Linked DNA regions of Mus musculus: region 1 is linked to region 2. A link is a contact called in ENCODE POLR2A ChIA-PET data. All regions are on one chromosome and are shown on one strand. The core of a region is the stretch at or near the end of the contact, and the rest is flanking DNA. Distances in the headings are between cores, read along the strand shown. Region 1 has its middle 7.1 kb from the start of 4930463O16Rik. Region 2 holds the start of Nuak1 (NUAK family, SNF1-like kinase, 1).

What was found. ChIA-PET counts read pairs that join two places held with the same protein, here RNA polymerase II (POLR2A).
Region 1: POLR2A ChIA-PET joins it to region 2 with 48 read pairs in Patski. The contact joins the enhancer-like site here to the promoter of Nuak1 in region 2. POLR2A ChIA-PET finds 5 or more read pairs at or near these places in 2 of 5 experiments (Patski and embryonic stem cell).

What each region holds. Positions count from the first base shown.
Region 1 is chr10:84,479,488-84,482,819 of GRCm38, reverse strand. No RefSeq gene overlaps it. Among named protein-coding and RNA genes, the nearest start is that of 4930463O16Rik, 7.1 kb to the left of the region's middle. Within about 2 kb of position 1,804, at least 1 of the 3 ENCODE cell types and tissues checked has a DNase peak (open chromatin) inside an H3K27ac peak, as active enhancers do.
Region 2 is chr10:84,439,244-84,442,357 of GRCm38, reverse strand. Nuak1 (NUAK family, SNF1-like kinase, 1) reads left to right here and starts at 1,690. Exons shown (of 7, transcript NM_001004363.2): 1 at 1,690-2,243. The coding sequence starts at 2,001.

The DNA of each region.
Region 1 (3,332 bases), core at 555-3,054, 40 kb before region 2:
ATAATGAGGCTCTGTGAGGTATATATATATATATATATAGAGAGAGAGAGAGAGAGAGTAGCCAATCAGATGAGGAACATGCAAATGAGGCATAGTGCATAACCAATTCGGGTGTGAGACACGCCTCTCCTAGGCCTATACACCAGTTCTGGGCTCGGCGTCTCTTCGCCTTTGCAATCAAGCTCTCCCAATAAACGTGTGCAGAAGGATCCTGTTGCAGCGTCATTACTGCTGGCCAGTCTGGCGCGCGCAAGAAGAGCGCAAGCTTGCGAGTGGGGTTTTTGCTTCTCCTGACTCTGTTCCATCAGGGACCCTAGCCCATGGGATGATGCCACCGACATACGTTCTTCTCCATTAGGTTGCTGCCCTTGATGCCACCCAGCTTTGGATAGGTTCTCGCAGACACACTCCAAGTGGGCCGTATCCTTCATTATCCAAAGAATGAGGCTGTTATTTAATGCCTCAGAGCTGTGAAAATGGTTCCCCGATCGCCTAAGGGCATTACCATGTCTAGGAATCAGGCAGACAGGGCTGTATTGAAGAAACTGATGAGAAAGTAAGATGCTCTTAGGTGATTCCAACTCATTCGAGAACTCGCTGACTCTCAAGCTAATCCGGCTGATACAGTTAACCATGGCCACAAGTCAGGCAAGGAGCCTCTGGGTCGGTAACTTGTAAGCGCCGCTCTAGCGTGCAGCGTCCAAATCATGTTCTTCATCTGGTTAAAAAGAAAAGTGTTGTGGGAGAGGAGGACGATCTTACCTCACCTCATAGGAGGACACCAAGGACTCGAGAGAAGTTTTGGATTCTTTTTATTTTATTTTTATTCATGAGTACACTGTAGCTGACTTCAGACACACCAGAAGAGGGCATCAGATCTCACTGCAGATGGTTGTGAGCCACCATGTGGTTGCTGGGAATTGAACTCAGGACCTCTGGAAGAGCAGTCAGTGCTCTTAACCATTGAGCCATCTCTCCAGCCCCGAAGTTTTGGATTTTTTTTTTTTGATTTTTCGAGACAGGGTTTCTCTGTATAGCCCTGGCTGTCCTGGAATTCACTTTGTAGACCAGGCTGGCCTCGAACTCAGAAATTCACCCGTCTCTGCCTCCCAAGTGCTGGGATTAAAGGCGTGCGCCACCACCGCCCAGCTGGATTCTTTATATCAATCATAACAATAGACATTTTTTACTTGCATAGAACTGTCAACTTTAAAATGGATTTTAAGCCCACAGATGGAATGCCAGATCTCATGTTTTGCTGTCCCACATTTCCAGCTGGGACTATGATCTGTCTCCTCTCGTGTGTTTGTAATTACTTCCCCTTTGAACCCTTTTCTTATCCGGCCCCGCCCCCACCTCATGCTTGCAAGCTTTCCTCTCTACTGGAATTGTGGACATTGCTCATTAATTTTCTAGTCCTTGAGGCAACATTTCACTGATGCAGGCTCCTATGTCCCTGAAATGAAGTCTCGGGTAGCCACGGGTGTTAGAGGAGAGCTCTCTGAGTTGCAGAACAGCTCAAGCAAGGACCTGGGGTGGTGGGTCTCCACGCTTCTGTGGTCAAGGCTGTGGACAGAGGGATGCTGTTACTGGGATTTCTGACCTTGGTCATGCTAAGCTTCCTGGCTCAGCCTCCTGGCTGGTTTTCATTGCATCTTGGCTTGGCCAAAGCCAAGCAGTTTGTGCTGGGCCAGCAGTTGTGAAATCTCCAGCAGAGTGGTATTGTTTATCTATTTTTAGAAGTGTGTCCTTGAGGCTACCAAGAATGGAGCGTGGAGGGGTTCCTGTGGTATCTCACTGCCTCTCTTGGGACTTGCCATCCGAGGACTGACCTCATTTTCATTCGCCCTCACTAATTGACTGCAGAGCCACGTCTGTGTTTCCCCAGAATCATCTCAGCTGCTTTTTCCTGCGTGCACCCATGTCTGAGCTACACACACACTGGCTTCTCCCCCAATAGAAACTGATCCTGGTGCCAGGCACTGCTCCAGTACATTTCTCTATAGCCACAGAGGAGATGCTGTAGACCAGTGGATCCCGATTTACCCACGGGTCTCCACTTTCCATAAGCTGTTAAGTAAGGGGAAAATGCAGACCTGTGACAGTTGATTCTAATCTGACACAAGGCAGCTAGTTGAAAATGTGGCTTACATTCCCCACTTCTGTTCTCTACCACCCTTCCCTTTACACCATTAAGGGATTTGGCCATTATTGTTTACACAGTTTCACAGAGCTTGCATTAGCTAGCAAGTCATCAAGATCACCATGACCCAGGAACATGGTGGGAACAACCACAGCTTATGTCGAGTGAATTCTGAGTAAGCTACTTGAGAACTAGGCATTGCTCATCTTTCAGTTCCATTTTTGCTCAGGATTTGGAGACAGTAGATCGTTCCTTAATATCTGTGAATGAATGAATTTCTGCATCGTTGGCTTCAGAGTTGGCAGACTCAGTCCCCAAGGGTTACAGGACAAAGTGTAGAGTTCAAACCGATATTCACTGTCTGAGTCTTTCTCTCTGCATCTAGAGAAAAGAAAATATATGAAAACAAACACTACCCCCAAGCAAGCCTTTTCAACCATCAAATCAGACCTTGCTCTTATTATGTCCTGCTCTTTCAACCAGTTCTTTGTCTTAACTAGGCAGTTTTGCTTTGTAACATAGTATCAGGCAATGACACGGGTCATTGACTCCTAAAAGTGCACCTGCCACCTCTTTTGGTGGGGTAGGGGTGGGGGCGGTGAGAGTATCGACAGACCCAAGAAAGAACATGAGAATAAAACTCATTTAACAAACCCACAGTAAAATGGATAATAGTTTTCAAAGATTTTTCTTTTTACTGCCAAAATATTATGAAATAAAAGAATCAAGGCTCCCCCTGGTTCCTACTCTGAGGGCTGGGTCTTCTTGAGTCTAGCCAATTGGGTAGTGTTTTGTTCAGATTTAATTTGGTGATTTTCTTTTTATATTTGATATACCACCTGTGTGCCATATAATCTGGTTTTTATCCCCTCTCAGAGACACACCTGGATAATCGGGTGATATGGCTTTAGTAATAAACTGGTTTATAGAGCTTGGGAGATACCGATTATAGGGGTAGACCAGATGTCCAAGCAGGTGGTTAGTATGTTCCTCAAGCTATTTCAGACATTGGGATTCAGAGGACTGCTTAAAAACACAAGGAGAATGGATGTCTGGCCTTTTGACAAAGCAGCCACAGCTGAGCCCTCAGGAACCTGGCTGCTATTGAGTGCAACTGTTGTGGCTTGCTTGTATCCTACACAATGTTCACCTCCATGCTTGAACTCTTAGCCTTCCTGTGGCTTCTGAG
Region 2 (3,114 bases), core at 441-2,940:
TGCAGGCCACCAACTTGTCTCTCAATCTACATGCAGGGATGTCTACAGACCATTTAAAAGCTGCCTACAGTTTCAGGATGGGGAATGGGGAGGGGGAGGGGAAGGAGAGGGTGTCCCTGAAAGGGCTAGTGGAACGAATAGACTGGGGCATGGTCTTTGCGTTTTTTTGTCTTATGTGAGTGCTTTTAAGGTAGGCAGGGACCGGCCGAGGGTTTCAGGCATCAGTAAGATAAGTAAATAAAGTTTGGAGATAAGACCATTATCAAGTCCAGAACTGAGCGGAGGAGTGAGGGCCGACAATGGGTGTGTTTCAGGCCATGACTCTGACAACAGGGGTGGGGGCGAGGGGCGTCTCGAGAAGACAGGCTGTTGCTAGAGTCCAGTGTAAGGTGAGAAGTAGACAAGAGTGAAGTCAGAAGGAATTTGGAGGGCGGGAGGAACCTGAGGGCTGCAGAAGGAAGTGCCAGTACTTGGAGACTACACCAGATGCTCTTCCTGGTCGGTCTTCCCACCCTAGTGTGGAACAATGTAATTTATGTGAAATTACTTTAAAAAATTTCTCAAGATACCTTTAATTTTTTCATGTCTTATTTTTCCTCCCTTCATCTCAGGAGAACCAGGGCAGCCTTGCTGGGAGGCCTTCCTGCCTGACCTTCACCTGGTGGGGTGAGATCTGGCCGTTTTAGTCAAAGGAAAATTCCCATCGCCTGAGGGGGTCAAGAGGCCTGCAAGTGGCCTCTGGCTTGGACAAGGAACTGCTCAGCAGGCCAAGGCCTAGGCTTATCTCAGAGCCTTGGTTTGTCGGAAAGGGGTCTTTCCAATGGCGCTGGGCAGCTCAGGGGACCCAGCTCCATCCAGGCCCCCACTTCCCTCCTCTTAGGTGTTGGTCCCTGTTGGACTCCCGAACTTTACCGGGAGATCGGAGCCCTGGAGAAGGGCCGGGTTCCTCCTTCGAGCCTCCCTTCGTTCCTGACTCCGCCTTTCTCCCTGAGAGAGCCGGGGTTCCGAAGCATCCCTCTCGGGGACTTTCCAGGCTCCGCGGTTGCTCCAGGAGGGCCCTGCCCTGACCGTGCCGGAGCTGGGGGCCTGCAGGGCCTCGGCGGCTGGAGGGGACTGTGACTCACCGCCGGTAACCCAACACCGCTGGGCCTCCTTTCAACCCAGCCTCCCCCTGCTCCAGCGAGCCTGGCGGCCTCCGCCACACCATAACAAACATGAAGAAGGGTGGCCCAGGAGGCTACAGCCCCGGGCCACAGAGCGTGAGCCTGGCTCTGTGCGTTGTCGCCTCTGCGGCCTCGGGGACCTGCGACCTTTATCCGAGGCCGATCGGCCCAAGCTAGCTGCGGACGGCCCGCAGTAGTTCCGGAGGGTGAGTGCGGGACGCTCGGGGAGGGGACAAGAGCACTGACGATCCCCAACCCCTCCACCTCGACCCACCCGGGACCTTGCGTCCCCACCCGGCGAGGACAAAGCAGCCGGGCCGCCGCCCCGGCCTGCGCCGCGCCGCACAAAGAGTGAACAACGACACGCACCCCGCCCCCTCCCTGCTCGGTGGCCCGGCGCGGAGGTGGGGACACCCGGGCGCCCGCCCCGCGTTCCCCTCTCGCCCCGCCCCGTCTGCGCGTCCTCCCGGCGCGGGGGCGGGGGGCGCGGCGCCCCACATAACACTCCTCTCCAGCGCGCGGAGCCACCCTCTCCCCTCCTTCTCGCCAACACCACCGCCTCCCCTGACATCGCTGCCACCTCGCCGGACGCTCCGCAGATTGCCGCGGCTGGCCAGGGGGCGGTGCGCCGAGCGTGCGCGCCCGGGACGCCAGATGTGCAGTCGCCGCCGCCGCCGCCGCTAGTGCCCCAGCGGCAGCCAGAGCCAGGTCGGGTCGTCTCAGCAATGCTGCTGCGGGGGCGACCTTGAACGCACCCCGGTTTCCCTCGGTGGGGACCACCCCGAGCCCCTGTGCCGGGACCTGCCCTCTCCAACTCGGCTCGCCCTGCGCTTGGTCATGGAAGGGGCGGCAGTGTCCGCGGCAGGGGATGGCCCTGCTGTAGAGACCGGCTTGCCGGGCTCTCCGCTGGAGGCGGTGGCCGGGGCGACTGCAGCCCCAGTGGAGCCCAGGAAGCCGCACGGGGTGAAGCGACATCACCACAAACACAACTTGAAGCATCGCTATGAGCTGCAAGAGACCCTGGGCAAAGGTACCTACGGCAAAGTCAAGAGAGCCACCGAGAGGTTTTCAGGCCGAGTGGTGAGTAAGGGAAATTCCTGGAGGGGTTCGAGCTGGTTCCCTGGTGGCCCAAGATGGGGGCGGGGAGACGGTCTGGGGGCACCACGCCACCGGGGCTCCCTTCTCTAGAAAGGTTTCAGCAGAAGCCCCCAGTCAGACTCCTCACTTTCCTTTCAGCACCCCGTGACTCAGGTGTATATCTCCGAAAACACTTGTTACATCTTGTCTGCACATATTTTGGGGGCTTCTCTCACCCCACCTTTTTTATTTTTTTATTTTTTACCCCAGCTAGCAAAGTAGTGTTTAGGATTCACATTTTGCAGCTTTGAGAACATGGGGTCTTCCCCAAAGACACACCTTCAGACCTTGTCCGGGAGTTCCTTATTTGTACAAACTCCAAAAAGACCTACATTATCAGCCATGAAGCTGGGCTCGAAAGTGTGGTGTCCTGTAGTTGCTCAGGACCCCCGCTTCTTTCCCATCTACCTGCAGTCCCACTTCTCCTTTCCACTGGGATGCTTGCTTACCCTGATGCTGCTCTTGCTGCAAAAGACAGACTCCTCCTGTCTATCAAACCTAAAAGCTTCTACTGAATGTCTGAGGTTTCTTGACAGCTTGCATTCCCGCCTCTGGCAAGCATGACATGTCCCTGGCAGGGGTGGCCATTCAGTCCCAGAGTTGATTTGCAGCAGGCTCGCTTGCCTTACCAGGTCCTGGCTTCAGGACTACTTAAATTGTTCAAGGGGTCTGGCCGGCCGCACCCGATACAGCTGAAGCTCTGCCAGGTGCCTCGGGGGCTCAGTATTGTCCCAGTTTTGGATTGTTGTCGGTTCCCCCTCTGCAGAACAGGCCCTTGAAATCCACACTGGTTGTGGCTAGAGTTGGGTTCAAA